Regions from separate parts of the Homo sapiens genome. Here region 1 is linked to region 2. A link is a loop called in an ENCODE intact Hi-C map of the cell type or tissue named here. Cell type or tissue: heart right ventricle. All regions are shown on one strand. Links, peaks and the distances in the headings refer to the core of each region. The heading gives the core; the rest is flanking DNA.

The links. A loop is a pair of places that touch in the nucleus more often than their neighbours do. Peaks named below come from ENCODE experiments on the same cell type or tissue, not always from the same donor. Only the 100,000 strongest peaks of a DNase experiment are listed, where the experiment ranks them.
Region 1: it touches region 2 in a loop (2.4-fold over the local background); 9 of 110 quality-filtered maps call a loop at or near these places.

The regions. Positions count from the first base shown.
Region 1 is chr9:34,251,917-34,254,820 of GRCh38, reverse strand. UBAP1 (ubiquitin associated protein 1) reads right to left here. Exons shown (of 7, transcript NM_016525.5): 7 at 2,298-2,904. It overlaps KIF24 (kinesin family member 24), which reads left to right. Exons shown (of 13, transcript NM_194313.4): 13 at 301-2,441. The coding sequence ends at 441. Among named protein-coding and RNA genes, the nearest start is that of UBAP1, 74 kb to the right of the region's middle. RefSeq lists an enhancer at 1-422 and a silencer at 1,624-1,673. In heart right ventricle, for the core only: CTCF peaks have their summits at 1,507 and 1,719 (motif pointing right); DNase peaks (open chromatin) are centred at 390, 1,330 and 1,710; H3K27ac peaks cover 2,500 bases.
Region 2 is chr9:34,590,584-34,593,487 of GRCh38, reverse strand. It overlaps a transcript of CNTFR not described here. Among named protein-coding and RNA genes, the nearest start is that of CNTFR, 2.3 kb to the right of the region's middle. In heart right ventricle, for the core only: CTCF peaks have their summits at 1,421 and 1,621 (motif pointing right); DNase peaks (open chromatin) are centred at 327, 1,617 and 2,406; H3K4me3 peaks cover 1,255 bases; H3K27ac peaks cover 464 bases; H3K27me3 peaks cover 1,015 bases.

The sequences.
Region 1 (2,904 bases), core at 295-2,794, 340 kb after region 2:
TTCCTAGCGGTTTGTCGGGGCCCCTCCCTGTGACTAACAGTGACCAGTCTGCTGCCTACCACACGTAGGTATTTCTACCAAATACCCTTCTGCCTTACAAAATACTCCTCTGCTTGGAAAGTGTCTCGAATGCAGAGCAGCAGGCCCCACCCTGTGCCATAGCAACTATCCTACATGTTCTCCCGCTGGAAGAGTGGCCTGGGTTCTGAAACTTTCCTGCCAGAGGAGGGACTGAAAAAGCAGATCTGGCAGAGCGCCAGCAAGAGCAAAAGCTGTATTCGTCCCTTGTTTCCTTCTCAGGATTTTGAAGATTTTGTGACCCAGCTGGATGAAATCATGGTTCTGAAATCCAAGTGTATCCAGAGTCTGAGGAGCCAGCTGCAGCTCTATCTCACCTGCCACGGGCCCACCGCAGCCCCTGAGGGAACAGTGCCGTCTTAGAGCCAGACCCTGTGCCGAGATGGTGGGGGCCCTGCAGGAGTCTGTGCTGGGCTCTCAGGCTGGAGGAGCCTCTGCCAGGTCCTCCCTGCACACACCAGAACCCACACGCTGGTCCTGCCTATGCTAGCGTCACCCCAGCCCCACGTGGCTTCAGATAGGTCCCAGCTTCTCCCTCAGGGACAGGCCCCTGTCCCTCAGTTCCATGCACAGGAGTGCCTCCAAGGGTGGGCCAGGCCGAAGAACCTAATGCCTTTCCCTTGTGCCTAGAGAATATGATTAACTAACCCCTTGCCTGTGGGAATATATTTGGGTCTAATAACCCTGAAGTTTCTAAGTTTGGGGATCAGAGGATGGGGTGGTCAGTGGTAGCCTAGAGGTCAGAGGTCACAAGACAGAGAAGACAACATGCTGAGACCAGAGGCTTCACCAGCTGAATTCTGTGCCTAACTTAGAAGACTAAACACTGGCCCAAACTTAACCATTGGTGCTAGGGGGACAGGGGTGGGGTGAGCTCTGCCCCATCAGCCCTTGGAGATTGATTTGGGGATTTAGAGGCGTTTTTGAAAATGTAAATAGCATAAACCTTGACTTGATGTGTCACTGACAGCAGCAGATGTGAGACAGGCCTTATATTTACAGCTCCCTTCCCTTCCTGCAATCCAGTGTTGAGGCAGAAGAGGGTGCCTGTGTCACACATCAATTTTTCTCCTGACTTTTGCTCGGGTGAAAGGCCTCTGTACAATGCCCGATACTCTCATGCTTCCATGGCAGCTCCTGGCTCCTATCTGGGACACCTCACTACCCAGCCCCCTCATGGAATAGTCCATCTCCTAGCCTGGCCTTCATCCAGTTCACCCTGCCCAGCCACCCTGCCTCTCAGGGGTCTGTGTTGGGAACCTTGGCAGTTGAACAGAGTGCTCTGTTCAACAGTCTGAGGCCTCTGAAACAGAATTCACACACAAACCTTCAGCCAAGTTCTGCCTGCTGTGTATCTTTTTAGCAGGAAGCAGCTCAGGACAGGGAAGACAAAGTAGCCTCCAGGTGCCAATTACTTTAAAGCCACTCTGGGTCAAATGGAGATTCATGAGTCACGGCCTTGGCCCGAACGCCCATTACTATGTGAGCCTTTATTTCCTTCAGATAAAGGATAACTTTTTACGGTTTTAAAAGGAGGGCTTAATTAAAAGGCCAAGAAGAGGGTTAAATGGCTCTCTTGAGACACTAGCAGCCTGGTCCAGTCACCCTTTGTCAGCCTGACAGTGCCTCATCTGACCGCCAGGGGGCATCCTTATTGGTGCTTCCCGGCTGCAGGGCACTGCGGCCCCTCCCTCACATGATCACTAAAAACCTTCAAAGACCCAGTCTAGCCAAAAGCTCAAGTGGGACAATGGCACAGTATTAAGGTCAAGGACAAAAACTTACTTACTTTAGGAATGAACCCTATTCTATCATCATATACAACAGCACCACTGAGAGCTGGTGAAACAGTTTAAATCCCATCCTCTGCTTGTGGCAAATGATGCATAAATGCCTGCTGCTCACAGTAAAAGGGCTTCTTCCTCTTTTACTGGGTGATCCCCCTGAAGGCCCAGCCTATCCCAACTCCACAGTCAGGAAGGCCTACGTCCTTGGTCCACAGACGGAGCTGGGCCAGGTTTAAAAGACTCAGTCTAGGCTTGCCTTTGCAAACCAAAAACGAGGACAGGTCTGAAGTGGGAAGAAAGCTCCGAAATAGAAAACGGTTAGGTCCTATTCTATCCCCAGCAAATCTAAGCAAGAAATCTCTTTATACACCACATGGCCCCCCCACTCCCATAAAACAGCCTTGGTAATAAAGAAGTTATCACACCAAGACATACCTTTTAGATTTTTATTAGTAGTTCTCTCTGAAGAATCAAAATAGTTAGTTAGCAAATTATTTTAGATTCAAGACTGTATATCCTTTGTATTTAGATCTTTAATGATGTACAACATAATACAAAACAAACCAGAGAGACTGATTTCTATGACTAGGTGTTATTCATTGTGTCATCCTAAAGCAGTGGGCTGGAGGGGAAGCTGTTCAAGGAGAACAGAGGTGGAGTTAGTGCTGGCCAACTAAATCATGGCCTGTCTGCTTACCCATTCAATGTGCTGGGAAGGGGCCAATGATTTCTTAAACTGTTTCCTAGAGCAGGGGCTCTAAAACCCTGGGTAGCAGAGGACTGTGGTCCAAACCAAGCCAAAAGAAACAGGCTGGGGTAGGGAAGCATGGTGACTGCCTGGCAGAAAAGGCAAACTCTGGGCCCCATAGGGAAAAGTGCATTCTTTGCACCTCAGAGATATTGCAGAACCAGTGTTAACACTATGAGACTTTGTTAGGAGGGGAAAAAATAAAACCCTGGAAGAATCTTTCACTTGAACTCAACTTGACTGGAGTTCAGTCCACCAGTCTCAGGGGAAGGGGGAAGCACCTAGCTCCAC
Region 2 (2,904 bases), core at 87-2,586:
TCTGGTGACAGAGGTTGGAAGGGTCAGGGCACACAGGCAGCCGTCCAGATGATAGGATCCCAGAAGGGGGTGTGCAGGATGGGGATGTTGTGAGTGGGCCCCAGGTACTATCTCCGGATGGTGCTGGGAGCTGTCTCTGGATGCAGGGGTAAGTCGTCCCTAGGGGCCTGGGCTGGACCCTGAGTGGGGGGGTTTTGGGCCCCCCTCCCTGGCTCGGCCCGGCCCGGGGCTCTGTCGGATCGGGTTTCTCGGCGCCTGGAGCCTCCGCGAGGCCGAGCTGTTCCCGGGCCCCGGCCAAGCCGCCCCGGGCGCTGGCACTGTGTGAGGAAGCAGGCGGGGTGAGGGGGAGCAAGGGCGGGGGCTTGAGGGCGTTTACGTAACTGCCTCCTGGAGCCCGCCCCAACCCGCCAAACCCCAGTGTGATTGAGAGCGTGTGTGACTCTGTGTGTGCCTGTGTGACACTCAGTGTGACCGAGTTCATGGCTGTGTGTGTAACTGTGTCTATGTGTGGGTATGGTGTGTGTGACTCAGGGACTCTCCTACTCTTTTGGGACCTCTAGTTCCTAGCCCAAGCTGGGGACCCTGACTCTCAGTGTACCATAGTGAAGTTGAATATACACCTTTTACTGTTTGAGATTGGGTGTGTGACTTTATGTGACCATGTGTTTGGCATTTGTAATACAGAGAGCCTGTGTGTGAGAGTGTGTGTGTTTGTAACTTTGGAGAGCCAGGTGTGTGCTGCAGGGAGAAACTTTCTGATGGTATTGCAAGTTAGAAACCAGCACCGTTTCCTAAAGGAGCACTGGAAAGGTAGACCATAGGGGATGGGGAGGGAGCTCTCCTTCCTCGGAGACATGTCAGTAAGAATAAGGAAGGGTCTTTGCTTGCCCAAAGGCTTGGAATGGCACAATTGATCCCTTGGTGTGTGTGTGGGGGGGTCCAAGTTTAGGTCACCTGCCAGGGTGGAGGGTGGTGTCAGAAATCCTGGCCATAGAGCCCCTTTCATGGTAGAGAACTCCAGGAACTGAAAGTCAACGAGGAACTTCCCATATTTCCCCAGGCGCAAATGTGAGATCCCCATCACGTGCAGGGCACAAGGGATCTGGCCTGGGGGTGTTACTTCCAGCCACTCCATCATGGGCAAGGTAGATGGTGAAGATTGGAAAGGCAGTGAATTCTTGGAGATGGAGTTGGGGAGAGGATGTCAGTGAAGTGGGGTTTGGCTTAAGGATAAGTGACATGACACAGAAGGGGGCTGGCGCAGAGCTGGGGAGGCCGGGAATAGGGGCGCTTAATAAAGGTGGAGAGGAGGCAGGGCCAGATCCTGCAGGGCTTTGAAGCCCCACCTAAGAAACTCAACTTTGCCCCCAAGGCGGTGGGGAGGGCTCAGCACTGAGGCTTACAAGCTCAAAGGCTACTGTGTAGGTAGGGCATCAGAGGCGGCAGGAGCGGAAACCACTACTAGTCTGTTGACCCAGCTCTGGGGGGAGGAAAATTGGTTGTGAGCCGGGTGGCGGCTGTGTGGAGAGGTGGCAGCCCCCGGTGTTCAGTAGGTGGCCGAGGCCTCAGCGCGGAGCAGGAGCAGCAGCCAGAAGGGAACGCACGTCCCGCACCGTCCGCCAGGTGTCGCTTCGGCCCCGGGGAAGCGCTCGAGGCCGCTGGGTCCCGCGCCGGGAGGAGCTGCTGACCGACTGACGCCTGGACAGAGGTCCGACGTGCGCCTCTTCCCTTCCTTTATCGTCTGACATCCACACGTCCACTTCCAGGACCCCGGACTCCCAGTGCGGATCTTGTCCCCGCAGCCGTGGACTGCTGCTCTGCCGACAGCAGCCTCTGCGTCCCCGGGGGCCGAGGGGGACGTTGGACCGGGACAGAATTCCCGACTGCTCCCAACCTGGCAGAAAGAGGCTGAGCCAGGGACACCAGGGCATCTGGAGGTCAAGTCCGTTCCCCAAACCACTCGCCAATTTTCACCCCGTCCGCCCCTCCCCGGCCGGATTAGAGCGCCGAGGCCGGTCAGCCCCCTGGGGAGGAGCGGCCCCCGGTGTACCGAACCTTGCCAGGGCCTAGAGCTTCGCCGCAGGGGCAGGGGCAAGTCCTGCTCCCCTCAAGATCCCGTCGCAACGCCCCCTTCCTTCCCCGCGTCCACAGTCTAATCCCGGTCTGCGGCACGGGAAGCAGGAGGCCGGCGGCCCAGAGAGCCCGGGGAGAGGACACCTTGTGTGGGCGGCTGTGCGCTGACCCTCAGCGGGGCGCAGCTAGTTTGCTGTGTGTCCTGAAGTCCTAGCTGGCCGTCTCTGAGCTCCAGCCCATGCCGACCCCTGCCAGTTGTAGGAAGGGGATTCTGTGGCCACGGAAGTGAAAGTGAAAAGCCCAGGCCGTGGCGGGAAGAAGGATTTTCCTCTGCAGTGGGAGTCCCTGAGGCATTTGTTGGGAAAGGGCCCGGGCGCTCTAGGCAGCCTACTGGGGAAGGATGTGAGGAAACATGGAGACATTTCCCTCCCTTCTCCTCGCCCTCAGCCCTAGAGCAGCTCCCCGGAGGGGCAGGGCCCAGGATTATGGGTCAAGGGTCAGGTGACAAATCCAAGGGGTGGAGACGGGGGTGGCTTTCTCGGTCTCTGCCTCTGCCATTGCCACTCCATTGCGCTTTCACGTGGCCTCAGAAGTTGGTCAGGTTGTCCAACCTTACTCTCCTATGTTGCAGCCAGACCGGAGGCCCAGGGACGAGTGCAGTGAACACCCCGGCCCCTCAGAGGCCCAGGCTGCGAAGGGAGTGAGCCTCCTATCGAGGGGTGCGCCTGTGCCCGGCATTGAGAGTGCACCCTCCCTACCCCTTCATTCCAGTGGAGGCTTCTCCCCCGGCTGTGTGTCCTCGGGGCGCGAGGAACATGCGAGTAGTGGTGT